Regions from separate parts of the Mus musculus genome. Here regions 2, 3 and 4 are each linked to region 1. A link is a loop called in an ENCODE intact Hi-C map of the cell type or tissue named here. Cell type or tissue: gastrocnemius. All regions are shown on one strand. Each heading gives the region's core, and the rest is flanking DNA. Links, peaks and the distances in the headings are about the cores only.

Region 1 (7,819 bases), core at 1,406-6,405:
CTCCATACAGCCCAATCCAGCCAAACCAAACATCTAGTTTGAGTTCATACACTATTTTCATCCCCCGAGAAAATTAACCTTCTGTCCCAAGCAGAAGGCTCTATTGGGATTCCCCTAAGTCTGCAGTAAATAGTTCTACAAAAGCTTAACACTGGCCAGGTCTTGTGGCGCACGCCTTTAATCCCAACACTCGGGAAGCAAAGGCAGACAGGCTTCTGAGTTCAAGGCCAGCCTGGTCTACAGAGTTCCAGGACAAAAAGAACACTGAAAAGCAACTTAGCTCTTTTGATTTTGTGGTGGCCCTAAAAAGGGCCTTTAAGTAGCATTGGAAGAAACTGAGCAGCTTAACCGCCGAACCCGTACAGAGTACGGCCCTGGCGCTTGAGCGCGTAGACCACGTCCATGGCGGTGACGGTCTTGCGCTTGGCGTGCTCCGTGTAGGTGACGGCGTCGCGGATCACGTTCTCCAGGAACACCTTCAGCACACCGCGGGTCTCCTCGTAGATGAGGCCGGAGATGCGCTTCACTCCTCCGCGCCGGGCCAGGCGGCGGATGGCGGGCTTGGTGATGCCCTGGATGTTGTCCCGAAGCACTTTGCGGTGGCGCTTGGCGCCGCCTTTGCCCAGGCCTTTTCCTCCTTTGCCACGACCAGACATGATGAAGACAAGATTGTACTGCTCTAAGACGAAGCAGATGGCTTTGTGGAGAAGGCCGGTCCCTCTTATAGGGAACTTGCGGACCGGAGTGAAAACAGAAACGTCAGGCGGAAGTGCCTGCGGGCGGGGGAGGGGCGCTCAGCAGCCCAGGAGCCTAGCGGCTCATTCATTTTATATAAGAACAAGTTTCTTCCACCTTTTAATGTGGCACATTCTTAAACAAGAAAAAGACTGTATAGGATGTAAGTGGAAAAGAAGCAGATCTCGTCATTCTCCCTTTATTTGCGGATACTTGGAATATCTTTTAATGAATCAATAAGATAGTGAGAAAAATCACTAATGGAATCACACAGCTAAAAAAAAAACCCAAAAAAACAAAAAACCTCTACAGTGTTTTAGTACGTGAACCATTTAAACTGCTGTTATTTCTGTTCTCATTTATCTTGTGACAGTCGCCTTAATGTATCTAATGTGATAGTAGCTTTGTAGAACAGGCTGGTCTCGAACTTCGAGATCCACTTGGCTCTGTCTCCCCAATGCTAGGATTAAAGGCTTGTTAGGATTAAACACATGGTTCAATATTTAAGTCACACAGGTCCAGAAATAATTCTAGCACAGGAAAACTAAACAAAATTATGTATTTAAGGTAACAAAAGATTATAAATGCTGGAGGAACTCCAGTTAGAAGTCTCAAAGAAACCAGATTTTACAGTGTATTTACCTGAGGTTTACAATGTTAAAACTACACGGGAGGTAGAGGATGGCTCTACAGGACACAAGGGAAAAGTGACTCTACTTGCTGAGATGCACACTATACAAACCCTCTCCTTTAAGAAACCTAAGGCCTAATCCTACTTAGTGACTTAATATTGAGTCTCTAGGGACAGCCCGCCCAAACCAGTGCCAAAGATGTGGTGGCCTAGTTTTCCTTGTGCACTGACTTTATGAATATAGACGCTGGCTCATTAACTATAGACGGCCACAAAATGTTTTCATTCTAATTCCATTCCATTCCATTCAGTGCAAAAACAAGTTACTAATGACAAACTGGAATTTAGCCTAACTTGCTAAAAAGGAAACCTACGGCGCTATGCCCGTGAGTCTGTTCAATTCCTTTCCAGAAAGCTAAGTGCTAAGCCCTTGTTAGGAAAGGTTAGGTGGCTCTGAAAAGAGCCTTTGTTGGCGATCAACAGTGCTTTGTATAAAGGGTTTTATTTCCCCTTGGCCTTGTGGTGGCTCTCGGTCTTCTTGGGCAGCAGCACGGCCTGGATGTTGGGCAGGACGCCGCCCTGCGCGATGGTCACGCGGCCCAGCAGCTTGTTGAGCTCCTCGTCGTTGCGGATGGCCAGCTGCAGGTGGCGCGGGATGATGCGCGTCTTCTTGTTGTCGCGGGCCGCGTTGCCCGCCAGCTCCAGGATCTCGGCCGTCAGGTACTCCAGCACGGCCGCCAGGTAGACCGGGGCGCCGGCGCCCACGCGCTCCGAGTAGTTGCCCTTGCGGAGCAGCCGGTGCACGCGGCCCACGGGGAACTGCAGGCCGGCCCGGGAGGAGCGGGTCTTGGCCTTGGCGCGAGCCTTGCCGCCCTGTTTGCCGCGTCCAGACATTGTAAAGATTAAACAGCCTTAGTGACAACTGTACGTTCCCAAAGAGCAAGAGCTTGGTCCTTATAGTTTTCTCTGGGCGCGAAAAGGAACGTTCGGGATTGGCTGCGTTCTTTTCATCTAGACCAATGGAAAGCGATTATAGCAACAAGTATTTTGATTGGGCCAAAGCCTATATGACGTCATCAAACCAATCACCCAATCATCATTTTGCTTTCCTAAGCTTTATTTGAATAAGGCCTCTTTAAAAGGGAAGAGCCGATCAGCTTCTGTGGTATAGCTCTACGTAGAGGTCCTGCTTCACTATGCCTGAGCCTGCGAAGTCCGCTCCCGCCCCGAAGAAGGGCTCCAAGAAGGCCGTCACCAAGGCCCAGAAGAAGGACGGCAAGAAGCGCAAGCGCAGCCGCAAGGAGAGCTACTCGGTGTACGTCTACAAGGTGCTGAAGCAAGTGCACCCCGACACCGGTATCTCCTCCAAGGCCATGGGCATCATGAACTCGTTCGTGAACGACATCTTCGAGCGCATCGCGAGCGAGGCGTCCCGCCTGGCGCATTACAACAAGCGCTCGACCATCACGTCCCGGGAGATCCAGACGGCCGTGCGCCTGCTGCTGCCCGGGGAGCTGGCCAAGCACGCGGTGTCGGAGGGCACCAAGGCCGTCACCAAGTACACCAGCTCCAAGTGAGCGCTCCAGGCTGACACCAAATCCAAAGGCTCTTTTCAGAGCCACGCACAATTTTTAAAGAGAGCTGCTGCATGTCTACTGCTAACTTATGTTTTTGGCGTTTGACCACAGCCAGGTTGGTATCTGAATACTGGTATACAGGGTAGTTACTTTGCATTACAGTAATTTTTTTTTTTGTCCTTTAATTTTAGTTGGTAGTTGTTACCCCTAGACCATTAAACATAGTACTCTATTCCTGAGAAGGATATGCCTGTACTATCCATAAACTGAACAGGAAGCTCAATGAATTTTCAGATGCTATTAGGATTTCATATAACTCAACTGAGTGTCTTTAGACTCCTAATTCAGTAAGCCATTAGTAACGACTATAGGAAGTGGATGGTAATTGCTGAAGAATGTAATGGATACTTGGATACCACATTTTTTCATCAGTTATACTTCAATTTGTCTCCCCGAGCCAAACCTACCCCTTTAAAGTGGAATAGATCCAGTCTCAGTAATGAACAGCTTCTCTTTTTGTCAATAAGCACATTTCTAAATAATCTAAATAACTGCTCAATGTTCTAGGTTAAGTCCAGCAGTGTAGTCTCAAATCTTGTAGCTCAGTGTCTGGGTATCACAAAAAGGAGAGCTAAAAGGAACTGTTGGCTCCAGGGAAGAGTTGTCAGATTTTTCCATTTAGTTGAAGATTAGTTGAAAAGATATGTCTCCATCTTGTGGCCATTTAGGATAACACAGTTTGGATTAGCTAGAGTCTAACTGCATATGTCAGAGTCTTCCCAGCAGACTCCAATGTCTCTTGTCCTTTACTTACTTGGTGATGGAATATATGTCATTTAGGGTTTTCAACTTCTATACTAAACTCTAGTCAGACTTCCAGGTTAGGCACAACCTTGGTTAAAAAAAGACTTGAACAAACAATGACTCTGAGTTCAAGGCCCTATCCCCAGGATAACCCTAACACCTTCAAATGACATCTTGGGGAAACTCAACCAAAGGTGGAGTCAGTCTCTCAACCTGTCTATCTGTGAGTTTAGGGCTCCTTTCTTTCAGGTGGACAACTTAGGCATGTACCCATGTACAACCTGTAAAGACAAGCATCAGGGCTCTTCTTAGCCTGCTTTATGGATTCAAATGACTGCGGTTAAAGCTGTTTCTAATGTGGTTCTGCCTGTTGCTTTTCTCATTAGCTTCTTGGAAGGAACCCCTTTCTATTTATGAGTAATGTGACCAAAATACGCTAGTAGTTTATTAGTACACTAATTACCTGATCTTGGAAGGGACCCTACAGCATGGCTGCTGCATCTTCTTTGAAGAAAAGCCCGATTCTTCTCTTTGAGAGGAAGGACGGACAGTGGTTCCTGTGTTTGGGATCACTGTGGGGCGGACACATAGTTATTCTCTTTTATAATTGGGGCCTTCACTCTGTCTGGAAGGACTTCTGAGTCCTGACAACAGAAACTCATCTTAAGAACAATGTCTTCTTTGACATCTTGTCATCTATGCGCCCCACTGATATCACAGTTTTTATCCCAAGATCTGGGATTTGGCATACTGTTCTTTCCTTGTTCATTTGCTCACTGGCTCAACTTACCCACTCTTTCCATTAGAAGTTAGATACCTTGGGAGTTGGATTTGGTGGATGGCATATTTTGAAATGGAGTTAGAACATTTTGATCACTTAAGTTCTCTAGGTTCTAGAGGTGTCTGGCACTGTGTATTTGTGCTAGCTAGTTTTATGTTAACTTAGCAGAAGCTAGAGTCAACGGAGAGGAGGGAGCCTCCAATGAGAATATACTTCCATAAGACTGGGCTGTAGGCAAGCCTGTAGGACATTTTCTTAACCAGTGACTGATGTGGGAGGACTGAGCTCATTTGTGGGTGGGGCTACCACTCCGCTGGAGGTCCTGGGGTCTATAAGAAAGCAGGCTGAGCAAACCACAGGAAGTAAGCCAGTCCATGGCCTCTGCAACAGCTCCTGCCTCCAGGATCCTGCCCTGTTTGATTTTCTCTCCTGAGTTCCTTCAATGATGTGAGAGTGTAAGCCAAATAAAACTTTTCCTCCACAATTTGCTTTATCATAGCAATAATAACCCCCAACTAAGGCAATAGAATCTGGATAAGTTAGTGAAGTACCAAGAATTGTGACTTGAAGACACCCGGTGAGAAGGTAGGTGGTACATGGGGATCTCTTGGACTCCCCACGACTCATTGTGTTGATTCTCTCACTTTTACTTCCACAGTGGCAGCCAGCTATGAAGTGCTGAGTCCAGGGCAGAAGCAACAGAGATGAGTGTCACTTGTACCCACACGAGATGCTTGGAGCACATCACTGACTAGACCTGAGTCACTCCTTTTACTGTGAAAGGATGATAACGTCGGGTGTAATTATGTAAAGACTCAAACCCTGACAATGACATTGTCGATGAGAGTAAAACATGAAAGAAATCCACCATTGGTCTCAACCACAGCAAGCATAGTAGCATATTTGATTTGGAAAAGATCCTTTGATACTAGAAACTCAAATAGTCTCTTTGTACAGAAGAGGATTTATGAAGGATACGAATAGCAGTGAATTAATTGCCCAAGGCCACATGGTTACAGAGTATCTTATCTTTGTGTATGTGCGTGTTGCTTTTTTGTTTTGTTTTTGAGACATGTTCTCATGTAATCCATGTTGGCTTCTAACATGTTAAGTAGCTGATGCTAGCTTTGAGATTTTCCTCTGAGTACTCAGGTTCGAGGCATGTACCACCCTGTCTGGCTGGGAGAAAGATTTTTCAAGCCACTTAAGTAGCTCCAAATTTTTCATGTTAGCCCCAGGTTCATGTTATGCCCAACTGTATTCAACAACCAAGATTTTTTGGGGGACCTGTATTCAATTAAATATTCAGTACCTTCTAGAGGCTGTTTTTACAAGAAGCCTTATCAGACACTTGGACAAATAGTTTTTGGTAGGATTAGAACTACGTGGGGACACACATTCTAATTCCACTAAGACAGCCTCTCTTGCTGACCCAGCAGTCCTCTTGAGGCACCAACACAGGGGCAACAGTGCCAATCAATGTAGGAAATAAGCCATTCTGTTTCTTAAACTCCTGTGACATGGCAAGTTGCCAGTGTTGAAGGAGGTGACTGGTAGTTTGTGTGGTGGTGATAATTATAGTTTCAAGGTGATTTAATTTGCCCTATAATATTTCATTTAAGACATACAAACACAGTAATGAAATATTGATATGCACACATTTGAAGTGTTTGACACATCAAAAATAAGACTAGAAAACAAATGACAATGTTTCTGGAAAATATTTCTCTTATGTAAAATTGAAAAGGTTTTGTTACAAATCTCTTCATCAATATTCCAAGGGCCTGAGGATGTATTTCAGTTGTATAGTGCTTCCCTAGTTTAAACAAAGCCCTAGGTTTGACCCACTGCAATCCAGACACAAGCTGAGGTGGCACACATTTGTAATTCCAGCATTTGGGAGGTGAAGACATGAGAACCAGGAAATCATGGTTCCATTTCATTACTTAATGTTTGAGGCTAGGCTTGGCTATATGAGATATTATATGTAGTCACAAAAGGTTGTAGTTCTCCCCCTCCCCCCCAGCTCATATATTATGAAGTCAAAATAATACATTTTGTAACTCTTGAGGAAATGGAGAATTCTCAAGTGTGAAGACTGCTTCTCAGCTGGCATCTCTTGGTTTCCTCTTCTGCTGCTGGTTTTCAAGCAGTGGGTTGTAACTCCTTTGGGAGTCAAACAACCCTTTGGTAGGGGTAGTCTATTAGATAGCCTACATATCAGATATTAACATTGCCACTCATAACAGTAGCAAAATTACAGTTATAAAGTAGCAGTAAATATAATTTAATGGCTAAGGGTCACCACAACATGGGGAGCAGTCTCACAGTATTAGTGTAAGGCAAAACAAACTGAAGCCATTTTGAATAAATCTTCCGTTATAGATAGGGGTCGACTGAATCCTGGTTGGAAAGTTGAAACATAAACGCTAGGCAAGTCTGTCCCTGCCAAAGTTGAATAAATCAACCAGGGACAACAGGATAAGTGAAGCACAAAGGAATGTTCCCAGGAAAGTCCCCTATTCCTGAGTCCTGATTGGTGAAAAAAATGTAACTGTAACTTTGCACAGATGTTTGTCATTTTTCACCACAACATTCTGTAACATCCTCGTTCCAGGAGTGGAATTGGAAGGGGGGTGGGGTGGAAGGTGTCTCAGTTCAGCTCCCAAGTCAGTTCTGTGGCTCTGATCCATTGGTAGTGGCTTGATTACAATAAACTTTTCTTTTCTGCATTGCCCTGGTGTTTGAGTTGTGTTGGATCTGAGTAGACCCCACAACATGAGGAAGGTTGAGACCCTAGCCCCTTGTGTAATCTCACAAATTAGGATTAGACATCCTTAAGCACTTCCAAGGAATAAAATGCACTGGACATGATAGCCAGAGCCAGGCTGAGAGGCTGCAAACAGGCAGTTTGGAAGACTAGGCCTACGTTTCTGTTTCCCAGGACCAAGAACGTGGATTCAGGAACCTGTGGCCAGCCAGCCACAGCTTTGGTCAGCCAATACGAGTATACTACATCATCTGGCCTGGAGCAAGGATAGGTAGCCAGAATGAGTAAGGAACCATCCTGGGAAGTCTCCAGAGCCCTAACCAATCAGACCCTTATAGACAGAGCTGATCAGTCAAGGTAAAAGGGAACACACCCCTCCCTGGAATTCCCCTAACTGACAGTAAAAGCTGGGCCTTTGAGTCCACCGGGGGTCTCCATTCTTAAATGAGGAGACCCCTGCATGCAGGAATTTCTGCTGAATTTCTGCTTTTTGCTGTTGCAAACTATTTGAGTCTGGGGTA
Region 2 (7,819 bases), core at 953-5,952, 1.5 Mb after region 1:
GTGCTGGGACTGGCTCGATACATAGTATCTGTTTAGGCAGGTCCACCTGTCTATCTTCAGTATTGATAGCCTAAAAGCAGGCCTGTTGTCTCATTCTTTAATGCTGACATTCTCAGGAGAGGGCTGAGGGTCAGTCAAGATCCTTTTTTCCAAGTCCCTTAAGGTATAGATGCTATCCTGTCTCAAAACCAAACCCTCTAATCAATCCAGGCCTTGGAAACCTAGGAACACTGAATTATGTTCAAGTTTTCTAACCTGGAGCTTTCTACAATTTCTTCCCCTCCCTCCTTTCATTCTTTCCATGTATTCTGTGTAATAGCCCTGGCCTGGAACTTACTCTATACACCAGGCTCACAGATATCTTCCTACCTCTGCCTCCCACGTACTGGGATTAAAATCGTGGTCCACCACACCCAGCTTTCTCTAACTTCCTAATCTGTAAAATAAGCACCAGAGATTGACGTGTAAATCTTCTATCTATTCCTCAAGGAAAACTTCATATGGTCCAGGACTTCATTAACTTTCGTCAGCATTATCAGTTGTTCCCAAAGAGTCACCAGAGAAGAAACATCAGTGTCTGCTAAGAACTTAAAAAATTTTTTTTATTTGTGTTTATATATTTCTTACCTTTATATACACTTTAGGGACTAAACTCAGGCCACCAGGCACACGGAGCACATGCTTTAGCTGTCCCTCCAGCCCTTCCCTCCAAGAATTAAAAAAAAAAAAAAAAAAGACCCAGACCTTGTAGTCAATAAAAACTTGGGTAAATATCTTCAGTATTTAGCTTCAGACCCTGGGACAAGTTAACATATTTTACATATCAAAGCGGACCTGGTCTCCAGGTTCTCCCAGCTTCCCACAGTCCCTATCTGGCACACCCTGCCCCCAACCCTGAAATTTCTAGCCCAGGGGATGGGCTGCCCTTCCCCCAGAGGCTCTTCCTTATGTAATTCAGACATTTTGGTCTTTCTGCTTTTTCTTTCCTCCCACATTTCCCCTTCTCTTCTCTCCTGGTGTATACCCCTTCTCTCTTTCTTTCCTCCAACCTCTGCCCATGGTGACTTCCCTGGCCTTGGGGCCAGTGAATTCTTCTGAGAGCAGCTTCCCAATAAACCTGCCTTTAATATAATCCAATCTGGCTTGAATCAGCTTATTTAGCTGGAGGAGAAGTAACTTACCAATCGATATGTCCTTCAACAAGCTCAACAGTCAATACTCACATCCACTTTTCTTTTGTTTTTCTATCTATTTTAAAGTAGAATCTTCTCTGTAGGCTGGCCAAGCCTCAATAGGAAGCTTAGGTAGAGAAAATTTGCACACAACAGAAACTGGAGGTGTCATGGGGAATTTCAACCAGTGGGAAAAGATTGAAAAACAAAACAATAACCAGAGAGGAACTGTATGAGGGTGGGCTTTTTGTTTTGTTTTGTTTTTCAGACAGGGTTTCTCTTTGTAGCCCTGGCTGTCCTGGCAGGCTGTCCTGGAACTCAGAAATCTGTCTGCCTCTGCCTGCTAAGTGCTGAGATTAAAGGTGTGTGCCACCACTGCCTGGCATGAGGTTGGGCTTTATGGAGAGGTAGTGAGTACTACTGTACTGCAATTCTGGTTTGAAGATCAGTGGGGATGGCTGAAAGGCTCTGAGCACACTCAATCAGGAATGCTTTAATAAGGAACACAACAGCAGGCATGGGAGTACACATTTCAGTGCACAGCAGGTTCAATCAGGAATGCTTTAATAATGAACAGTACAGCAGCAGGCTTGGAGGTACACATGCCAGTGCACAGCAGACAGTCAGGCTGAAGTCTATGAGGCCAGCTTGGTTTAGTGAGTTTCATACTTTGTCCCAAGAAACAAACAAACCAACAAATCACAAACAAGAAAGGAGGAACACTACAAGTTGTAGAGATCTACACCTATAATTGCATATTTAGAAGGGTGAAGCAGAGAGTTTTAGTTTGGGTTTCATAGTTGAATTACAGGGTAGCCAGGGCTACAGACTGAAATCTTGTTACAAAGAAAACAGCTAAACAAAACAAAGGGAAACAAAATATTACCATGAAGGTTTAACTCTTCACAAGGAAGTTTCAGTATTGTTTCTAAAGTAACTGTGAGTAAAGTTGACTTGTAATTAAAAAAAAAAAAACCGTTAAAAAAAACCCACATTGTGTGTGTGTGTTCTATTTGCTCTGGGATGTCTGTAGGTCAGAGGACCTATTTTGTAGGTGCTAGGGGACATACTCAGGTGTTCATTTTTGGTGGCAAAACACTTTACACAGTGAGTAGCCTCTTGGAGTACAGTTGCAATTTTGTTACTTTAAAGTGGATAGTTTCTTTGTATTTATTTTGAAAGCTTAGGAAGGATGTTGCATAAAGGCACTTTACCCAGCTTCAGAAGGGAGCCATGGTAGAGGCTGGATGGAGGCAAGACTAGCTCTGGAACTGGGCCTTTAGTTCCATCCCCAATACCTGTGATACTTCCAACACCCAGCACTTCCTGATACTTCTACTTCCTACTTTTTCTCTCTCACAAGATTGAGTCAGGGTCCCTCCCTGCTGGACCAAGAGCTCAAACTCAGAAGCTGTAAACTCCAGAGCCTGGCAGATTAAAGAGATGGGAGTGCCCAGAGCCACATCTAACATTCCACAGCCTTAATTGCAAAGAAAGTGATGTGGCTAAATTCTAGGAACTGATTTTTTTTTTTCCAGGTCTCTTTACAAAAACGAGTCAGGAGAGGGTTTTGGGAATTTTCTTGGTGTTAAAAAAACTACCCAGCAGTTCAGGAAAGGGAAGGAAATTAAATGTTTGCAGGCTTTACAAACCACTTCATCTTTTCCTGTAATTAAAAAGTAAACAAAGCAAACGTTTTTTTAAAATGGAGATCTTGTTGCTTCTCCTACAACTTAGTTCATATGCAAAAGCCTAAAAATCCAAAAGCTCTAGGTCTTTGGAAGTGAGGAACTTTTTAAGAATTAGGAGGGTAGACTCGCGAGCTGGCCCTTCGTGCTGAGACTTTCGCTTTCAGGGAGCTGAACAGAACTCTCTCCATTCAGGGCGGCGCCGCATAAAATGGCGACCTGAACGTCACTGAAAACCAGTTTAACAAGCACCGAGCGGACAACACTGCGTTTTGATCCAAATTAGGAGACGCTGCTAAATTAAGTTTTGTGTAGCTTAGCTAAACCAGGCAGTAAACCCACGGTCCCACCTCGCCTTCCCGTGCCAATGTTAATTCCCCAGAAAGACTTAGAACAAAAGACCGGATGTGTGCGCCACGGATCTGGACGCTCGGAGATGCCAGTGTGAAACGTTCGGGGTTCTTTATTCAGAACAGAAATGTAGCCTCTCTTCACTGCAGAAGTAGCCAATTTGGCAGTTTTATCTTAAATACTTGATTTGACGAGCCTGAATAGACTAGAGGAACTTTGTCCCAGTAAATAAAGAACCATATAAAGGTGGTACTGCGGGTACTAAGAACAAGCGCATAGCTCAATTTTGAACTGTTGGGTGGCTCTGAAAAGAGCCTTTGGTTTAGGAGTGTGAGTTAAATGAACTCACTTGGAGCTGGTGTACTTGGTGACAGCCTTGGTGCCCTCCGACACCGCGTGCTTGGCCAGCTCCCCGGGCAGCAGCAGGCGCACGGCCGTCTGGATCTCCCGGGATGTGATGGTCGAGCGCTTGTTGTAATGCGCCAGGCGGGACGCCTCGCCCGCGATGCGCTCGAAGATGTCGTTCACGAACGAGTTCATGATGCCCATGGCCTTGGAGGAGATGCCGGTGTCGGGGTGCACTTGCTTCAGCACCTTGTACACGTACACCGAGTAGCTCTCCTTGCGGCTGCGCTTGCGCTTCTTGCCGTCCTTCTTCTGGGCCTTGGTGACAGCCTTCTTGGAGCCCTTCTTCGGGGCGGGAGCGGACTTGGCTGGCTCAGGCATCTTCAGATCTCTTTCTTAGGAAGAAAAAGAAAGTGAGCTGCTGTGAACGGTTTCCTTATTTGTAGGCAGTCTTATGCAAATTAAGTCTTACTTTCATTCTGTTTGATTGGTTAGAGGTTACAAAGGACGGTCCCATTGGTCAAGCAGTAATCTTGTATAATAATGTTCAAGCGACTGTGCTTCTTAACACTCCTTAATCAAATTGGTTTCTTTCTAAACGCTTTAGATTAAATTGTATATATATTTTTAAAAACAGAAGTTGCTCTATTTTGAAATTCCAGAAGTTAAAGCTTGGGCTCAATTTAATACCAAATATTCTGAAACCATCGAAACGTTCCTGGAAAAACTGTATTTTAAAACTTTGATCTTTCGGTTCAGTAAAGGAAAAGGAAGATCAGAAAAGATCCAGTCGACCTCCAAGCTTCCCGGAGTCCCCAAGGCAGTGCAATTTAGTCTACAGAAAGGAAATCATAGAGTGAAAGTAAACGGTTGGGAGTAAATCTTACAGATGTCAAAAGTTAGAGAGACACAGAGATAAGACGTCTTGTTTGAAAAGAATAAACAGAACGGTTTAGACGAATTGGAAGATCGTCCATTAGGCGAAGGTGGACTGGATGGAAGCATTAAGATTAGCATATGAAAGAAGCTAGATTGCTTAGGAAGGTTGGGAATCCTTTACCACAGCCTCTGGGCAACAGCAGGAACAGTACAAAAAAAAAAAAAAAAAAGCCCGCGAAATGTCAAAGAAAAAGGCGGCCTTTCGGTTAGGTGGCTTTCTGGGAAACTTCATTAGCCCTCTTGGCCACTATCCGCTTGGATGCGGGTCCTTTATTATTTGTCCCTGGTTATTTTCAACCAGGTGGTCCTGGTGCAATCCTTTTCCCTGACAAGTCTGGAATTTGGTGACCTCTGCTTAGCCGGCCGGACAACATTTTGCATGGTACCGTGGGGTACTCTGTTTCTGACCTTCAAGGGTACCCTAAAAGTATGATTTAAAAGTATGATCTCCCTGTCTGTCTCTTCCTCCCTTCCTCCCTCCCTTCCTCCTTCTCTCTACCCTCCCCCACCCTCTTCTAGTTTCTCAGGTTTTAGCACAGCTCCTTCCTGTACTGTTTGTCTTTCAAACTAATAAAACTGGCATTGGTCGTCTGAATCTGTTTTTAAGTTCTTGTATTAATGAGACTAAGAACCCAAAGAGGGAATGCCAGTTTCTTTGGTAAACATCAGAAGTAAAATTTTAATTTAGTGGAAGTATCAAAAGAAAAATCTCGCCATTGGTATTTGTAAGTTTAGTGTCTTTATTTCGACACTCTGCACTCTTTCCTATACCTATTCCCAGGCTGGTCCAGAACTCACTGGGCCATCGAGGCTGACCTTGATAGGATGACAATATTGCTTCAGCCACTCAGATTCTTAGCTTATGGATATGAGCTAGCATGCAGAGCTGACCTAGCTCTGATTTAAAAATTTTTAATTTTAATTATTTTATTTAATTATATTTATATAACACAAATGTATAATATTTAATTGTATAATATTTAAGTGTATAATATAAATATATTTAATAATATAAGTAAATAATATTTCAGTTTAATTACTGTTAAAGACTTAAATTCCTTCACTTTTATATCTAGCTTTAAAAATCAATGAGGCAGCTGGGCAGTGGTGGTGCACACATTTAATCCCAGCACTCTGGAGGCAGAGGCAGGTGTATTTCTGAGTTTAAGGCCAGCCTGGTCTACAAAGTGAGTTTCAGGACAGCCAGGGCTATACAGAGAAACCCTGTCTCAAAAAACCAAAACCAAAACCAAAACAAAACAAAAACAAAAAACAAAAATAAATGAGACTTACACAAAGGTAATGAAGACAATGATTTGCAAAATTTAAATACTAAGAGCTACCTCCCAGTGCTGAAAATTTTTTATCCCTGATTGAAGATATCAGTAGTTATTTGTTTTCTATAAAGTTTAATGTAGCCCATGTGACCTTAAACTCACTCTGTGGCCAAGAAGTTCAAGGGTGATCTTGAACTTCTAAGCATTTTGCCACCATCTCAAGTGCTGGAATTATAAGCATGAGTTCTCTGTGCATACTTGTAGAATCTTAAATAAAAATTTTCATGTATGTGTCTATGATGTGTATTTGTGTCCTGGCATGCCTCTGGAGATCTAATTAATTTTGGTGCCTGTTTGAGTTTGTGTGTGTGTATGTGTGCGCTCACGTGTGTGTGCTTGTGTGCGCGTGGGTGTTCATCGCTGTGTATACCAAGATAGTTGGTTCTTGAATTTCCACGGAATATCCTTGTCTTCGACTTTCATCTCCAAGTAGGAACACTGGAATTACAGATGTATTCCCTTGTTCTGGGTGTGTACGGATTCTGGGGAGTCAAACTCAGGCCCTTATGCTTACATGGCAAGTACTCTACTCAGTCATTGTGCCAAGACTCATCTGTAAGTTTTTAAAAAACAAAACTAAAGTCATTTATGCAAATTAAATTTATGTGGAGCATATTAGAATTATAAAATAAGTCCTGGTAACAAATACCATAGTTTAAAAGTTATGGTATGAAAACTGGGCATGTATTAATAGCTCGGTTATAGAGGGATGGCCTAGCACACTCACTGCTGTGAGATCAGTGCATTTTGGCAAATCTGTATTATTGCATGTCTTTGGCTTCCTATCCACACCCTATCCTGTCCACACCCTTCCTATCCACATACCTGGATGCTAGGAGCCAAACTCTGGTCATTTTTAAGAGAATAACCTGCTTTTAACTGCTAAGTCATTTCTCTAGATCTTTAAGGTCTATTTTGCTATGGACTTTGTTGGATATTTTCTGGTAGAGATAAAACATTCATCCAGGGTCTGCGTAAAGAACATCTAATTTAATTAATTCTAAGAATCTCTAATTAGCTTTCCTAGCAGTCAATTCTTAGTTTTCCTACAGAAACACACACGTCCTTCTGCTGTGATCACGCGACGCTTTTTGAGAGCAAGTGGTTGAGCATCACTTTATTTTTATCTGCAAAGAAGTTCCAGGTTGCGTCCAGACTGCTATTTGAGTCCAGGAATTGGAAGTCAGCATGACAAAGTAGAGAGACACCGTCTTAAATAAGAAAAAGGTAGAGGAGGGATAGGGGGAGGATGAGGAGAGGGAAGAGGCTTGTAAAGTATCTAAGGGGTGGTCATAGAGCACACGTATGTGGATAACTCAGTCAGTAACACAGTATGTAATCAGTGCTAATGAGGAGCTGTGGTTAGGGATAGGATGTCTACTTGGCTTGCACAAGCCTGGTATGCCCATAGCAGGATCCAGAGATATTTTACACAGTCACCTTGCCCTACAGTTCCAGCAGTCCCTTGGTAGAAACCCTTGAGGAAGTTATCAAAAGCACATGAGATCTCCCCCACCCCCACCCCCCTCTGGGAGAAGTGTTGGTTATATTTCCCAGGCTAGTCAGGAACTGGTGGGGCCATGCAGCCTGTCTATCAGCCTTCTAGACATCAGGGGCTACAAGTGTACACCACCATACTATGGTGGATTCTTTGATATTCCAGACCTTTTGCCTTGCTAGGCATTGTCTAGAAGACCCTCTATAACTTTTGTGTTGATTTATATCATTTCCTGACCCCTACACCAAACAATTAAACAAAAACTTGACAATATTTGCTCTTTTTGCCTGTGTTTCAGTTAATGTCTAATTACATCTATTGGACTTTTCAACATTGACATTCTAGAGCTTTCTTTTCTCACTTTTGTACGTATATTATCTGTGCATTATTAAGGATCATTAGTAATTGCATAGCATTTGCTCATTTAATAAATACTAAATATACCCAAGCCAACCAACCAACCAACCAAATCCCCCAAAACAAACAAAC
Region 3 (7,819 bases), core at 1,893-6,892, 1.7 Mb after region 1:
AGAGAGACTGTCAAAAGAAAACAAAAACAACAAACACATACAACAACAACAAAAACCAAAATAATCAACCACCCAGCCAACAAACATGTTACTTCAAATAAAACCACAGTTTTTAAAGTAAGACTGAGAATGTGGGTATGTAGCTCAGGGGTAGACTGCTTGTCTGTCGTGGGAGATGCCTTGAGTTACATCACCAGTAAATAATTAACCATAACCATCACAACAATAAAATGATAATAATAACAAAGCTCAGATTAATGATAGTATTCAAACTATCCACTACAGTGCACCTTCAGATATTTTCCAGTTCTACACATTGATTGGCTTTCAGCACTCCAAGAGTTAGACATGTAAAGAATCATTCCAAGAAAAGAGAATTGATTTTCTAGTTTTCATTCAGTGCTTCTTTGGGTTTCAATTTATTGGATTTGGATATTTATATAAATCTGAATATAGGAAATGTTGCATAAATATACCTTTTAGATTTATTTTTAATACTTTTCCTTCATTTTGGTACTAGAGGGGAAACTAAGGGTCTTGTGTATACCAGGCAAATGATCTTCCATTAAGCTATATCTTCAGTCTCCATCTGTACTTTTATAAGAAACATCTCCTTTTATTCGAGAGCTAAACATTATAACCCACCCACAGTCTTTAGTTCAGAGTTCACAGAACAGAATAAAACTCAAGGATAAAGTTAGAGAGGGGAACTTAGAATGAATGATGGTAGCCCAGGAAAGTGGGGCTCAAGCTTCAAAAGATGAAAACTTTCAGTTGGTGAAAACTGGTCCAGACAGAGGTTCAAACTGCATTGACAGCCTTGTTGTCTGAGTAAGGCCTCAGGGCACTGCCATCTCGACATCCGTAGTGGTCCGGATTGCTCCTTTTCCAGGTGTAGGAATGGAGATGCTTCCATAAGGACAATTTATTCTGATTTTAGGTTAGAGAACCTCATGCCAACATAACAGACATTGAGGTGACATTCTCGTTTCTTTACAAGACTTCCTCCCGATAGCTTTCCTTGTGTTTGCAGTCCTAGCTAGAGATGAACAGAAGCTAGGTATGCAGGCTCACACCTTTAGAAACATTTGGAAGAGAGCAGGGATTCAGGGCTTGTGGTCACAACACTTACTAAGAGCTAGTATTTCATGTGCACTATTTTGTAGCAAGCCAAACATAGTAGCTGTGAATGAATACATTCATTTCCTGACACAGTCTTGGCATAGCAAATAGAGGAGGGTACTATTATTGTTTTTCCAGTTTTAGAGATTGAGAATGGAGGCTTGGGATCATCAAGGATTCATTTAGTTTCTGCTCTATGAATCAGTATCATATCTTCTATACAGTAATAATTTTCCACAAAACTATATGATCATATGTTTAATTAAATTTTTCTAATTAAAAACCAAAACAACTGAAACCTATCTTAATTCCATCAACCAGGATAAACAAATAGACTTTCAATAAATAATGTGAAACTATTCTGTCAATTTTTTTTTCCTCATGTGATGTCTTTGTAATCTGGAATTGAAGTATAATTTGGACTAGACTAGCTAAATTTAAAATGCTTGTCAGTAACAGCTCTCATATTAATAGTGTAGGAAAAACAAAAATACATGCTCTGGGGTAGTATCTAGCAGTTTCTAAGGAAACAATAATAATGATGTGGTCCTGAAGTTTAGAGAGAATCCTGATCTTTTCATGCATCGTCCTACCCATGCCTCCTCATACCAGTGCTGACAGAGTTTAGGGTCTAAGGAAGGCTGGGCTCTCACAGCTTCTCCGGCCTATCTTGGCACAGCTTAATACCTGAAACACGGTCACCTTTGAAGATGATGAAGACAAATTTACATTTGATTATCCATTTTGGTAAAAACCTATTTAGCAGGATAATTGCGTTTGTTTGCTGTGAGAGTGGCTGGAAATATTTGCTAGTAGTTAACTTCCCAAAATCCCTTAATGGGGAAAAATGCTTTGAAAATTAGTAAAAAATTATAAGTAATAATTCAGTCTAAGCTCCTGTTCTTTCTCTCTCTCTCACTCCCTTTCCCTCTCCCCTCCCCTCCACTCTCTCTTGAAACAAGAAGTTACTTTGTTGCCTAAGCCTACCTGTTACTCACTGTATTGGGACAGACAGGCCTCAAATTCTTTATCATCTTGCTTCAAAGTTCCTGATGCGATTAAGTAATACTTGGTTCATTTGATTTGTACCAGATATCTGTTGGGGGTCTCTCTTATGATTCAGTTCTAATTTTTACTTTCTTCCCTGAGGACGTCTTTGTTTCTAGGAAGATGCAATTCAGTGCTGAATCTATATGGTGTTCTAAAGTTGTACCAGGAATTTTTCCTGAGGATCAAGTGTTCAGATTGCTTACAGCTGACTCTGTAATGCCCATCACATGCTTTCTCCTCCACTTTGTCACCTTAATTACAATCCACCTTCATGCCTACACTTTTAGTCGCAACACTATCACTACGAAAGCTTATAATTCATATGGGATTAATATAAAATCACTTAAGTAACTCTAAAAATTTTCAAAGAAACAAATGTAAAGAACTACTAGCTTTTGTTGCAACATAAACTGTAACTGCGGTACTAAGTAAAAATCAGAAGTATACAGCAACTTTACATGACATCTTAGGTGGCTCTTAAAAGAGCCTTTTTTTAAATAGCATAAAAACCATTATGCCCTCTCTCCGCGGATGCGGCGGGCGAGCTGGATGTCCTTGGGCATGATGGTGACACGCTTGGCGTGGATGGCGCACAGGTTGGTGTCCTCAAACAGACCCACAAGGTAGGCCTCGCTCGCCTCCTGCAGAGCCATGACAGCCGAGCTCTGGAAGCGCAGGTCGGTCTTGAAGTCCTGCGCGATCTCGCGCACCAGGCGCTGGAACGGCAGCTTGCGGATCAGCAGCTCGGTCGACTTCTGGTAGCGCCGGATCTCGCGCAGCGCCACGGTGCCGGGACGGTAGCGGTGAGGCTTCTTCACGCCGCCGGTGGCCGGGGCGCTCTTGCGGGCGGCTTTGGTGGCCAGCTGCTTGCGCGGGGCCTTGCCGCCGGTGGACTTGCGAGCGGTCTGCTTAGTACGAGCCATTCTTGGGAGGAGATACACAAAAGTGCAGGACGAAAGAAATCTTGCCCTTAAATATACTAAGAAACATTTTGATTGGCCTTGCAACTTTTTGAAAGTCGCGCGCTACAAATTCATTGGCTGGGAAATAGCCCGTGTGATTGGTAGTTTTAAGAGTATCTGATTGGCTACCTTGTTCTGACACTCTAGTTACGTTTTGTTCTTACAAAAAAAAGAAAAAATTAAAATTGGTATTTTAATGGAGTTTTTATCTCCAGATGGAATCACAATCTTGTTTTCGAGATGCGGTGATTGCAAGTCTGAGTGCCTAGACGTTGCTCCATTCCTTTGTAATTTTGTGTTACAAGGTACAAAGCGTAATAACTTGTAACTACTTTGGAGTTGGGTAAAGTAAAATCATGATCCAACAATCTTAACTCACATTCTTGGTCTTAAAGGGGGCAACTAGTATGTCAAGCGCTGTGGGTGAGTTATTTTAAAGGTTACCAATCTTTACTTCGTAGAAAACTGGGCTTTTAAATATGAACACTCACTACTCAAAGAAGTATTTGTGTATTTTCTACAGAAGGGGAAGGCACTATAGGTACTGCATCACAAGCTGATCTTGGGAAAAAGTGCATAGCTCTTAAGAGCCGTTAGATACGTCAATAGTAGAATTTCTTGACTTGAATCTATTTCCCTTGGCCTTGTGGTGGCTCTCGGTCTTCTTGGGCAGCAGCACGGCCTGGATGTTGGGCAGGACGCCGCCCTGCGCGATGGTCACGCGGCCCAGCAGCTTGTTGAGCTCCTCGTCGTTGCGGATGGCCAGCTGCAGGTGGCGCGGGATGATGCGCGTCTTCTTGTTGTCGCGGGCCGCGTTGCCCGCCAGCTCCATGATCTCGGCCGCCAGGTACACCGGAGCGCCGGCGCCCACGGCTCACGAGGAACTAACTGTAGGCCGGCCCGGGAGGAGCCGGTCTTGGCTTTGGCGGGAGCCTTGTCGCACTGCTTGCAGTGTCCAGACATTACTAAAAGTTCCCAAATAAGGAAACACTGTAACCTACTGTTAACATACCACATAGATTGTGTAGTGTCACGAAATATCGCTGTCCTATTGGTCAAAATGGTCTTCTTCTCTTGCCCAATTGTAGATGGGATTTTGAGTCTCTTATTTGCATAAAGCCTTTGAGGCCATTATTCTTAACCAATCAAAAGTAAAAGCACTTGCTCCTTCATTTGAATTTCAGGAGTATAAATAAAATAAGTGCGCCCTCACTGCCTACCAGTTTCTGACCATTTTGTGTGTCTTCTTTTGAACAGAATGCCAGAGCCTTCTAAGTCTGCACCAGCCCCTAAGAAGGGATCTAAGAAAGCCATCTCTAAGGCGCAGAAGAAGGATGGCAAGAAGCGCAAGCGCAGCCGCAAGGAGAGCTATTCGGTGTACGTGTACAAGGTGCTGAAGCAAGTGCACCCCGACACCGGCATCTCCTCCAAGGCCATGGGCATCATGAACTCGTTCGTGAACGACATCTTCGAGCGCATCGCGAGCGAGGCGTCCCGCCTGGCGCATTACAACAAGCGCTCGACCATCACGTCCCGGGAGATCCAGACGGCCGTGCGCCTGCTGCTGCCCGGGGAGCTGGCCAAGCACGCCGTGTCGGAGGGCACTAAGGCCGTCACCAAGTACACCAGCTCCAAGTGAGCTCGTAGGGCTCACAACAAACCCAAAGGCTCTTTTAAGAGCCACCCACACTTTTCAGAAAAGAAGTTGTAATATATGACCTAACTTTGTTAGCCAAATATGTCTTTATGAAAAGTGGAATTGAGCATTTGCTCTGAGTTTAAAGGCTGAGGTCACAATCATTGCCATTTTCCCACTTTGTGTCATGAGTTTCGATGTTGTACATATTGAGTCTAGGTATTTTACTCAGTGCTTTGTAGCAGTGCTATCTGTAGGAGTTGGCCTTTAATGTATTTAGTCTTTCAAATTAGCTTCCTACTGTGAGATTGAGTATTAAAACATTACAGCCAATTGCGCTTCAGTGAAAAGCAACCACAGCTTTCTAATTTTTTTTGTTTGTTTCTTATGTCTTGGGACATTTACATTCAGGGTAGGATATTGACAATAGATGGAACCAGAGGAGTTATAAATACTTGAAGCAACTTAGCTTTTTTGAAAAACCACCATGTTGACAATTGGATTTCCATGACTTACAAAGTAATTGTTAAAAAACTGGTAAAGGCTTTGACTGGGAAAAAGTCAGTGCCTCGAGCATTTGTGCTAGGGCAGGAAAACTAGGAATCAGATGGGGCAAATGGCTTAACGGGTGTTAAGTTTTAAATTTCTTTTTTCTTTTTTTTTCATTTTTAAACTGTCTGAGAATATGTGGTGACAGGAGAAAATAAAGTTGCTCAGAATGAGTAGTTCATGGAAAATATTTTAAAATATTTTATCCATGATTCGGGACTTCACCCCTGCTTTCTCATTGGTTTATCGAATCCTTGAATATGAAAGGCAGGCTCCTGAAAAGGCTAGGCAAAGACTTCAAGAGCTCTTAGAATGCTGGGTAGTGGTGATATACCTTCCTTTAATCTTGGGAGACAGAGGCAGGAGGATTTGAATCTGAGGCAAGCCAGTCCTTCAGAGAGAATTCCAGGACAGTTGAGGGCTACACAGAGAAACCTGGACTACAAAACACACACCCACACCCACACACACAGTGCGATTGGGCGGGGTGGGGTGGGGGTGGGGGTGGGGGTGGGGTAGAGAGACAGACACAGAAGTAGAGAGACAGAACTCTCATACACACAAAATACCATGGCTAAAATACTTGTCTTAGAAACATTTCTGTGTGTGAGAGAGAATACACAGCCCACCTTAACAGCAAGAAAGGAACATAGACGACGGTTCCTGAAGCTTGCTTACCTTGAGCTTACTCCCTTTGGAGTAAGATGTTAATATTCTTACTGTAAGTGGATCTCTCCAGTTAGGGATTCTTTTCTCTGTTGTCTTTATGCCTTTCCCTTTTTATTTACTGTTTCTTTTACACAAAAAGACATGAATACTTGATGTTTTACTTGACCATGCCATATTGGAAGAAACAGTGACAAATGTTGGAAAAATTAGCAAGGTCTTCAAAGAAACAGGTAGCGGGAAGTCCAGCCTGCTCATTATCTGAGGGAGTATGAACAAGAGACGAGAATGCCGTATTCTGGCTTAATTGTAAGGCAGAAGATGCAGGCTTCTCAAGTCTGCCTTAGCGTCATTCAACACATTTTTAATTTAATGAAGAAATTGAAATCTCTATGTGGCTGAGCTTGACATGAAGCTTTGGGTCTTCTTCCTTTTACCTTCAAGTACTAAGATTACAGGAGTCTCCCGTCCTCCCTGACCTTGAGTAGTGTGGGCCATAGGACTTAAAGCTTGCTTTTCACGCCTTCTTTCCTACTCCTTTACATTTCCAACAGTGGTGGTTCCTTTGTTTTTATATTTGTTCCTGTTTTTGGTTTTTTTGCTTGCTTGTTTTATGTTTCTTTTTGTCTTGGTTTTGTTTCTTGCTTTGTTTTGTTCTTACGACTTAAATTATATGTCAGTGACTCTTGTTGTTGGGTTTTTCATTGTAATGTCCTTAAAATCTACTACCTGACCATTAGTTAAAGTATTGGAGACTTACCAGTAACTTCAAATTTTTTAATCATAAAAATGCAGAGTGATACCTCTCTATGCAGTTTTGAAAAACCTTATGGGAAACATTAAGAGGTGGGATTTATAGATTGAATGATAAACATAGGATATTTTCCATACTTGTTCCCTAGCTGCCTTCGAGAATGGCTATTTTCATTCACCAAAATACCATCTTGCTTCCCAGAAGGCATGTACTGTTAGTCTTCTAGATACTTTCCGCTGGGAAACTGTAAATGGTAACACAGTCTACTCACTGCTATTTGAAACCAAGACATTTTTGTGACATTTCTTCCATTATGTTTCCATGATTCATATCTTCTGTTTTTCTTCTCCATTGGACAAAATAATCCAGGCTTCTTAAGTAATTCTGAAAATAGCAGTGCTTGACACAAGGGATATTTTTTTGATATCCCCTTTGTCACCTAAAGACATTGTTAACTGTTATCTGTTATTTGTTTACTACACCTGGGCACCTATGTAATAAACTTTTCTTTGATTTATATTGCTAAGGTCTATGATGAAAACACCACAGCACCACCTCAGCTACACTGGATTTTGGCATAGTTTAAGAATAGTTTACACAATCTTTCTTGTGATGTTCCCACATGACTCATGCATCTGTGTGGTTCTCTTTTCATTCTTCTATACCTCTATGTGATACACCTACATTATCAGACACTGAGTCATGAGACGTGCCCCGGCTTTTACACTTATCGTCTGGCTAGGCACAAGGAGTAGAAGGCAAGGTAGCAGGGAATGTAGGAAATAGTTAAAATGCTTTGTCATGTCAAGTGGAAAAAAGACCAAGAACATGATGGAAACAGCTCAACAGGAGCTAGGCGAGGTTTCCTGGAACAGGAGAGTCCTTAGTCTCGTTCTTTTAGGCTGGCCCTGGACTGAAGAAATGGTGTTTTCTCCTTGAACATAGATCTTTCATCTATGTTGTCTCCAGTCACCAAGACAGCAACGCCTTTCAGTGCAAACTCTTCAGGACCTCCTTGGCCTCATATATTCCAGGTTCTCCTGGGTCAGTGACGGGGCAGGGTCTCCTTTTCCCCAGTCT
Region 4 (7,819 bases), core at 2,820-7,819, 270 kb before region 1:
TCCTGCAGCTCACAGACAGTCTGAAGACTAAGGTGGATGCTGCAAGACACGAGCAGAAAGTGAGAATGGCTGAGACAGAAATAAGCAGGTGCAAGGGAAGGTCTTCTTAGGGCCCCTACATGGTGGCACAGGTTTTGTGAACTCAAGAATGTAAGGTTTGAGGCAAGTCCTGAAGAGAAAAGAGAACTAGAAAGCAAGAAATAGAAGGTCTAACAAGAAGGCTCTCCTTTGTGAACTTGGTCACTTGGCTGTTTGTCTTAGTTAGGGTTTTACTGCTGTGAACAGACACCATGACCAAGGCAAGTTTTATAAAAGGCAACATTTAATTGGGGCTGGCTTACAGGTGAAGAGGTTCAGTTTATTCTCATCAAGGCAGGAACATAGCAGCATCCACAGTACAGGAGGAGTTACGAGTTCTAAGTCTTCATCTGAAGACTGCTAATGGAAGACTCCCTTCCAGACAACTAGGAGTAGGGTCTTAAAGCCTACACCGACAGTGACCTACCTATTCCAACAAGCCACACCTGCTTCAACAAGGCCAAACCTCCAAATAGTACCACTCCTTGGACCAAGCATACAAACTACCACATTCAACTCCCCATAGGCTTGTTCAAACACATGAGACTTTGGGGGCCATACCTAATCATAGCATAATAAAATAGTACAAGTACCCCAGCTTCCAAAGTCCCCATAGTCTATAGCAGTATCAACAAAGTTAAAAGTCCAAAGTTCAAAGTCTCTTCTGAGATCCATCCAATCACTTAACTGTAATCCCAAAATCAAGACAGGAAACCAACTGGGCAAACTCCAAACTCTGCATCTCCATGTCTGATGTCAAAGCAGTTTTCAGATCTCCAGCTCCTTTTTCATCTTTGTTGACTGTAACAAACATATTTCTCCTGGACTGGTTCCACTCTCTGTTAGCAGCTTTCCTCAGCAGATAGGCCATGGCTCTGGCATCTTTAACATCTTGGCGTCTCCAAGGCAACTTCAGTGTTACATCTTCATGTTCCAATGTCTGGGATCCACACATGATCTTCTCGGCTCCTCTAAATGGCTGGCGTCACTTCTCCAGCTCTGCCCTCTGTAGCACTCTAAGCTCAGGTTGATCCACTCCACTGCAGCTGCTGTTTTTGGTGATCATCCCATGTTACTGGCATCTCCAATACACTGGTGTAGCTGTCCAGCAGTCATGGATGAACTGAAAGGGAGGCTGGGAATGAAAAAGGAACTGGAGGCAGGAGGGGTGGGAGGGCGAGAGAAGAATGAAGCCAAGACAGTTTCTTATCAAGGCTCAAAGTTTAATTTTCAGCACTTGCAGTTTATATAAGGAAACCCGACAGACCCCAACCTTTGTTTCAGCAGGATTGAGTTGCAAAGCAAGCTCATCAGGCTGTCTACTCCTCAAAGCTCCTGTGGGAAATTGCAAATGCAGTGAGGCCAGGCGACTCCAAATAGGTTGTAAAACCTTCCTGGGTTTGTTCAGCCTACTCAAGGATGGGGAAAGGGCACACATTGGGGACTTCCACTGCAACTAGGCTTCACCAATAGCCTCTCATATGTTCTCTTCATGGTGCCAAACCTCAACTTCTTTGCATGACACCTTCAGTCCTGGGCCATCAACTGCAACTGAGGCTGCACTTTCACCAATGGCCTTCCCCGGCCTCTCACAGTGCTGAGCCTCACCTGCTCTTCATGACCCCTTCATGCCTTCAAAACCAGTACCACCTGGGTAACTCTTACATATTTTCAATTACAGGGCTGCAGGAGGTACAATCTTGGCCATCTCTGAAACACAGCTTCTTTGTGCTCTCAGAAAACACTTCTCAGAGTTCACCTCAGTCAGGGGGGTCTCTTCTTAATCACCACTAATTTCTTAGCTCCAGCTAAACAGTATCAATTGTCCCAGTAGTCCCTTCTATTCTGGACTCTAAAGCCAGAGACACAATTCCAAAGCTGCCAAGTTCTGCTGCTTGCTGGGGCTGGAACATGGCCCCCTTGTTCTCTTACATAATCACCAGCTTTCTGTTTTCCAACTCCTTCACTGCCTAAGCTTGGTTGTCCAGGAACTTGCTCCGTAGACTGACTGACTTGGAACTCAGAAATGTGCATGCTTGTCTCCTAAGCACTGGGATTAAAGATGTGGTCCACCAAACCAGGATTTTTTTTTTTTTTCTTCACCTAGAACTTGCTTTGTTCTAGGCTGACCTTGAACTCAGAGATCTGCTTGTCTTTGTCTCTAGGAATTAAAGGCTTCTACAACAGTGCCTGGATCTAAATTTAGCTGGGTAGAACTTTGCCCCAAGGTCACTACTCCCTTAATTCAATTTAATATCCTTGAACACAAGACTCAGCTCTATTTCACTTCCTGGTGTCCCTTTAATATTCAAACTATACATTTTTTATTTTTCCTTCCTCAGCTTGCTATGTTTGTTAAAATGCTCTTCATAAGACCTAACCAAAAAACAAATCTCCGGTGGGTATTACTGAGACTTCCTTTGTCAGTGCAATTAATCTGAGTCTCTTTACCTTAGCCTCAGGCAGACTCCTTTAGACAGGGCAAAAAGTAGCCATGTTCTTCACAAAAACAGTCTCTCAGCCACATATTACAGTTCTTTTCCATTGAAACATCTTAGGCCAGCACGCCTAAACAGTTCAAATGACCCTTAGCACCACTGTCTTCCGTATTCCTAGTAGGTTGGCCAATTAAGCCCCACTTAAAGCATTCCAAGGATTTCCAAATCCAAAGTCCCAAAATCCACATTCTTCCAAACATAAACATAGTTAGGCCTATCACAGTAATACCCTACTCTCAGTACTAACTTAAATCCAATGGAGATTTGTGTGTGGGGGTTCGTATGCCACTCCTGGTACCAACTTCTGTCTTAGTTAGGGTTTTACTGCTGTGAACAGATACCATGACCAAGGCAGGTTTTATAAAAGGCAACATTTAATTTGGGGCTGGCTTACTGGTTCAGAGGTTCAGTCCATTGTCATCAAGACCAGGAACATAGTAGCATCCAGACAGGCATGGTACAGGAATAGCTGAGAGTTCTAAGACGTCATGTAAAGTCTGCTAGACTCCCTTCCAGAGAGCTAGGAGTAGGGTTTTAAAGCCCATGCCCACAGTGACACATCTACTCCAACAAGGCCACATCTGCTTCAACAAGGCCTCCAAATAGTGCCACTCCCTGGACCTAGCATACACAAACCATCACACTATTCTTAGTGCTTCCATACACAGCATTCTGCAACACAACAACTTAGCACTCTAAAATAATAAATTTAACTCAGTCCCGGAAGAACTCTAAGCTCTGTGTCTCCCATGCTGCAACACAGAAGGTACTTGTCTGGAAGTGTCACCTGTGAACACACTTCATGTAGATCATGCCACACCCTAGCAAAGCACCCTCCACCCCCAATGGCAGACATACAAGGGAGGAGGGTAGACAAGGTAACTGAGCATGACAGATGAGATCATCTAGCCGCTCACCACTGTAGGTGTTCCTCTTTGTCCCTCTGAACCCATAGGGTCATCACTAGAGAAGCCAGGATTTAACTTTTGTGTGTCCTAGTTGGACGGATGAGAGTTTAAGAGCACCCAGGTCTTTGTGCCTTAGGCTCAATGGTGTTCACTTGCCGAAGGGGCCCTGTAAACCTATCTTAGTTCCCTACAGTCCACCCTTATCTCATTATCTCCTATAAAACATTAGAGTGCCACAGTCACATTGGCAAAGAAATTGGTTCTTTTCCAGATTTGGGTCAAACTATAAATGAATCATTTCTTTTAACCAATTTCTCTTTCACAATTTCTTTTGGAATACAGCAAAACTAAGGCAGTGGTGGAGGGGTGGGGTGCTAAATGCCACATAACAGTTGTGGCAAGGAACAGAAAATGCCAGCGTTGGGAGAGGCAGTAGCAGGGATGCAGGTAAGAATGGATGTTAAGAGGGAAGGCTGCTTAGACAGGCCACCCCTGGCACTTGTGTCATCACCTTAGTGTTCCTGGTCCAGAACACAGGGCACACTGATAGCAGCATCAAAAAACAGCACCTAAATTAGTGTTTCCTTTCCTCTCTTGCTGGGCTTGCCCTTCTTACTCTGCCTGTAAACACACACACACACACACACACACACACACACACACACACACACACACACACACAGGGTTGGGGGCAGATTCCCAGAGGCAGCTATTTAACCTCACTGGTTTTCATTTCTTCAAATGTAAGTAAATACAATTATTAACAGAACAGGCCGAGATTATCATCATTAGTGTATTCTATACTCTGCTCTAGGTCTCTGTGCTGTGTCATAGACCAAGTGTATTCAAAACACTCGGGAGCCTCCTGTGTTGCCCATCACCATTACTAGAGGGTCACTGCCCAGATCCAAAGGTGGAAGACAGCTCCCTGCAAAGTATGCTTGAATTCTGCACATAGAAATTTACATAAGTTTAAAAATTAAAATAATGAAAGTGATAATGAAGTCAAAGCCCTAAAATATTTACAAATATAATCACAAAACTTTCCAGAATTCTTTTAAATTATATATAAATAAATAGGATAGCATTCCTATGAAGATATATCAATACAAAAAAGAATTCAGAGGCAACATACATTTGCCTATATCCTGTCTCTCTAGCAAATTTAAGGAATACCATTGTGACTCAAGAAAAGAATACTATTCTACCAATTACCTACTTGATATCTAATTTTCTATTTGTTTAAAATACATATGAAAATCTATACAAATAACCTAAGGTGTTTCATTTGCAAAATACTCAAGTTGGTCATTTAAACTCTTAGGAATGAGGCCTTGAGATGGGGTAAAAGGCATTTTACATCTTTGCTGAAGGCAACTCATTCAGAAATGTATCGAAATGAGACATAGAGCCAATTCTAAGGGAATGATCTGCATTGTAGATGAAGAAAATTCTAATCCCGTGGAATTAATGACAACCAGGCAAGATGGTGCCTGCATTCTAACATATAATCCCAGAACTGAGGCTCAGCAAGAATTGCTGTCAGTTGGAGGTCTATGCTGGTCTGTGACACTATCTGAAAATAATTACAAGTATTAATTTTTTTAAGGGCAAAACATTAAGAGACAAATAAAACTCACGGGGGCAAAATGAAGCTGCCATTTTCATTGTAGAAAAATCATAGAAACGTATGGCTATGGGAATAAATACGGCTATTTTGCCCTATCCAGACCAGATATACAGACTGACGGAAAAGGAAAAGAATAAAAGGAAAAAATAAAATAAAAATAGAGCTACCAGCAAAGTGTATACACAAGGAGCCAATTCTGCCTTAAGCCAGTAAGCCTGCCATGATGTGAGCAAGAAACCACATTCCCAATCCTTAATAATGGAAAAGAAAAAAAGAAAGAAAAAGGGGAGAGAGAGAGAGAGAGAGAGAGAGAGAGAGAGAGAGAGAGAGAGAAGTGACTTGAAACTTCCCTTTAAAACTATTTATTCCGATCATTCCTACCTGTATCACTAGGAAGCCTGAAATGGCCGTGAGAACGAATTACCAATTAGTAGTACTGGCGACAATCAAACTTTAAAAGTGAAATCGCTACGTTGTCTTTAAAACTTAAAACTGACCTAATGTTAAACTAATGTTAAATACAATAAAAGTCCTACGTAGGGGAGTCACACATTAACAAACCTTTAAAACGAAAGGACCGTTCTTCATGGGACTTGAATGTCTGTGTGGAAGAACTGAGTGAAGAACTGAGAACAATGGGAGAACTGAGTGAAAAAGCTCCATAAAAACTGTAAATGACTTGGGAGAGTGGAAATTTGTGCACAGCCTTTGTGCACTCGGACACGTGAGTGGCCCAGGGCTTTGGAAAAGATGCCAGTGTCCAGGGTCTGCTTCAGGACCTTCAGCATCTACAGCTAGCTTACGGCTGCGCTTCCACTCCTTGCTGTTCAGTATACGAGGTGGTCGCCTTCTAAGAGCCCTTCCAGTAGGGCCCGGACTTTCACCAGCTATTAAGATGAAAAGTAAACTTTTAAAGTGTGTGTGTGTGGGGGGGGGGGGGGGTGCGTAGGACGGTATCCGCACTGGTTGCGTTTTAGACAAACTAAGGCGATGAATATCGCGTTATCTGTAAACGTCATAAAATGACTGTCCAATCAAGTTTAAAGTTAGTAATAAAACACCGTACCATTGGTTTAGGTGATACTTTAGCATACAGCCAATGAATTCGATCTTTTTCGCGCCCTGCGTTGGCTACTGTGTGGAAGCCTCACTTCACCCTAACAAAGTTAATGTTACCAGTGCTTCCATACTCACGCAGGCTCAACCAGCTAGCACATGGAGGTAGGGAAATGAATGTGTGCAGTTATGGCTCACGTACAAAGGTCACCAGGTGACCATAGTACCTAACAGCCATCGTAACGGAGTCTTACCTTGTAGATTGTGAGCACAGGAATCGTGGCAGATAAGGGTTCCAGTTAACTGTCCCAATCGAGACAGACCATGGAAAGCATAAGTGTGTACAGCTACATTCACAGAGCTCTCTAGGTGGCTCTGAAAAGAGCCTTTGGGGCTTTGTTGCTGTCGCAAGCAAACCTACTTCTTTTTGGAAACAGCCTTCTTGGCCTTGGCAGCCTTAGGCTTAGCGGTCTTAGGCTTGGTAACCTTAGGTTTGGATGCCTTAGACTTCACCGCCTTGGGCTTGGCCGGGCTCTTTGCTGCTTTTTTAGGCTTGGCAGCAGCCTTGGCCTTCTTAGGACTCTTGGCAACTTTCTTCACTCCAGCCGCCGCAGGCTTCTTCGCTTTCTTTGGAGTTTTCTTCACGGTCTTCTTTGCCCCCGCAGTCTTCTTAGGCTTTTTAGGGGTAGCACCTGCAGGCTTCTTGGCCTTGGCAGCCCCGGTCTTCTTAGCCTTGGGCTTGGCCTCGCCAGAAGCCGCCTTCTTGTTAAGCTTGAAGGAACCAGAGGCGCCGGTGCCCTTGGTCTGCACCAGGGTACCCTTGCTCACCAGACTCTTGAGCCCAAGCTTGATGCGGCTGTTGTTCTTCTCCACATCGTAGCCACCAGCAGCCAGTGCCTTCTTAAGGGCAGGCAGGGACACGCCGCCGCGCTCCTTAGAGGCAGAAACAGCCTTAGTGATGAGCTCGGACACCGGGGGGCCAGTGGCCTTGCGCTTCGCCGCGCCAGCTTTTTTCGTTGTCTTCTTCTTGGCGGGAGACTTCTCTACAGGAGCCGGAGCCGCGGTCTCAGCGGGAGCAGTCTCAGACATGGCGAGAACAAAAAGCTTGCTAGTTGCGAGAAAACTAAAAGAAATCTAACGCGAAGAGCAAATTTTGCGATGCTCCTTTGCTCAGGCTCCTGGTTTATATAAGCCGGTGCTGGGCTGTGATTGGTGGAGCGGCCAATCCACCGCCCTCTGCCCGCGGCGACTCAAGGTTACAATCCCAAATTGTGTTTGTTAGTCCCCAAATTTTTACTTACTGCCGAAAATAATAACACAGAAATTGGCAGTTTGGAGTTCCAAGGGAGAACAGCCTTCGGTTTCACGTACCTGTGTGTGCTTTTTTGAATCACGCGCAACTGACTAAAAATATTTTTAAAAATCCTTCCAGTGTTTACAAAAAAATCCACCAAGCAGAGCGCATCGTGAGAGTTACTTGCATATTTCTGTTAACTTTTACGAAGTATGCAAGGAACATTACTTAAGAGAATTTGTACAAAGATGCCGCCTTTAATTTGTGCAAGAGTAGAACTAATAGTTCTTTTGGTTTGTGCAAAAACGTTGTTTGTGTCTGTAGCAAATAACACAGGCTAGAGTGCCTGGTTGGC

Evidence for each region. Peaks named below come from ENCODE experiments on the same cell type or tissue, not always from the same donor. Only the 100,000 strongest peaks of a DNase experiment are listed, where the experiment ranks them.
Region 2: it touches region 1 in a loop (6-fold over the local background); 12 of 42 quality-filtered maps call a loop at or near these places.
Region 3: a loop joins it to region 1, with 6 times the contacts of the local background. A loop is called at or near these places in 24 of 42 quality-filtered maps.
Region 4: a loop joins it to region 1, with 6 times the contacts of the local background. A loop is called at or near these places in 2 of 42 quality-filtered maps.

The regions. Positions count from the first base shown.
Region 1 is chr13:22,040,668-22,048,486 of GRCm38, forward strand. H2ac11 (H2A clustered histone 11) reads right to left here and starts at 2,282. Exons shown (of 1, transcript NM_178186.3): 1 at 1,811-2,282. The coding sequence starts at 2,260. The coding sequence ends at 1,868. It overlaps H2bc11 (H2B clustered histone 11), which reads left to right and starts at 2,531. Exons shown (of 1, transcript NM_178198.3): 1 at 2,531-2,991. The coding sequence starts at 2,563. The coding sequence ends at 2,943. It overlaps H4c9 (H4 clustered histone 9), which reads right to left and starts at 695. Exons shown (of 1, transcript NM_175656.3): 1 at 293-695. The coding sequence starts at 656. The coding sequence ends at 345. In gastrocnemius, for the core only: a CTCF peak has its summit at 3,665 (motif pointing left); DNase peaks (open chromatin) are centred at 1,549, 2,425 and 2,957; H3K4me3 peaks cover 2,047 bases; H3K27ac peaks cover 1,851 bases.
Region 2 is chr13:23,582,020-23,589,838 of GRCm38, forward strand. H2bc6 (H2B clustered histone 6) reads right to left here. Exons shown (of 2, transcript NM_001177653.1): 2 at 1,651-3,951. The coding sequence starts at 3,937. The coding sequence ends at 3,557. Among named protein-coding and RNA genes, the nearest start is that of H4c4, 4.4 kb to the left of the region's middle. In gastrocnemius, for the core only: no CTCF peak of the experiment used is centred there; DNase peaks (open chromatin) are centred at 3,119 and 3,907; H3K4me3 peaks cover 2,954 bases; H3K27ac peaks cover 3,734 bases.
Region 3 is chr13:23,742,403-23,750,221 of GRCm38, forward strand. It overlaps H3c3 (H3 clustered histone 3), which reads right to left and starts at 3,119. Exons shown (of 1, transcript NM_175653.2): 1 at 2,640-3,119. The coding sequence starts at 3,095. The coding sequence ends at 2,685. It overlaps H2bc3 (H2B clustered histone 3), which reads left to right and starts at 4,332. Exons shown (of 1, transcript NM_175664.3): 1 at 4,332-4,821. The coding sequence starts at 4,393. The coding sequence ends at 4,773. It also overlaps the pseudogene H2ac5-ps. In gastrocnemius, for the core only: a CTCF peak has its summit at 3,788; DNase peaks (open chromatin) are centred at 2,789, 3,178, 4,017 and 4,417; H3K4me3 peaks cover 2,469 bases; H3K27ac peaks cover 1,755 bases.
Region 4 is chr13:21,773,296-21,781,114 of GRCm38, forward strand. H1f5 (H1.5 linker histone, cluster member) reads right to left here and starts at 7,330. Exons shown (of 1, transcript NM_020034.2): 1 at 6,537-7,330. The coding sequence starts at 7,259. The coding sequence ends at 6,588. In gastrocnemius, for the core only: no CTCF peak of the experiment used is centred there; DNase peaks (open chromatin) are centred at 5,903, 6,242 and 7,227; H3K4me3 peaks cover 2,627 bases; H3K27ac peaks cover 2,525 bases.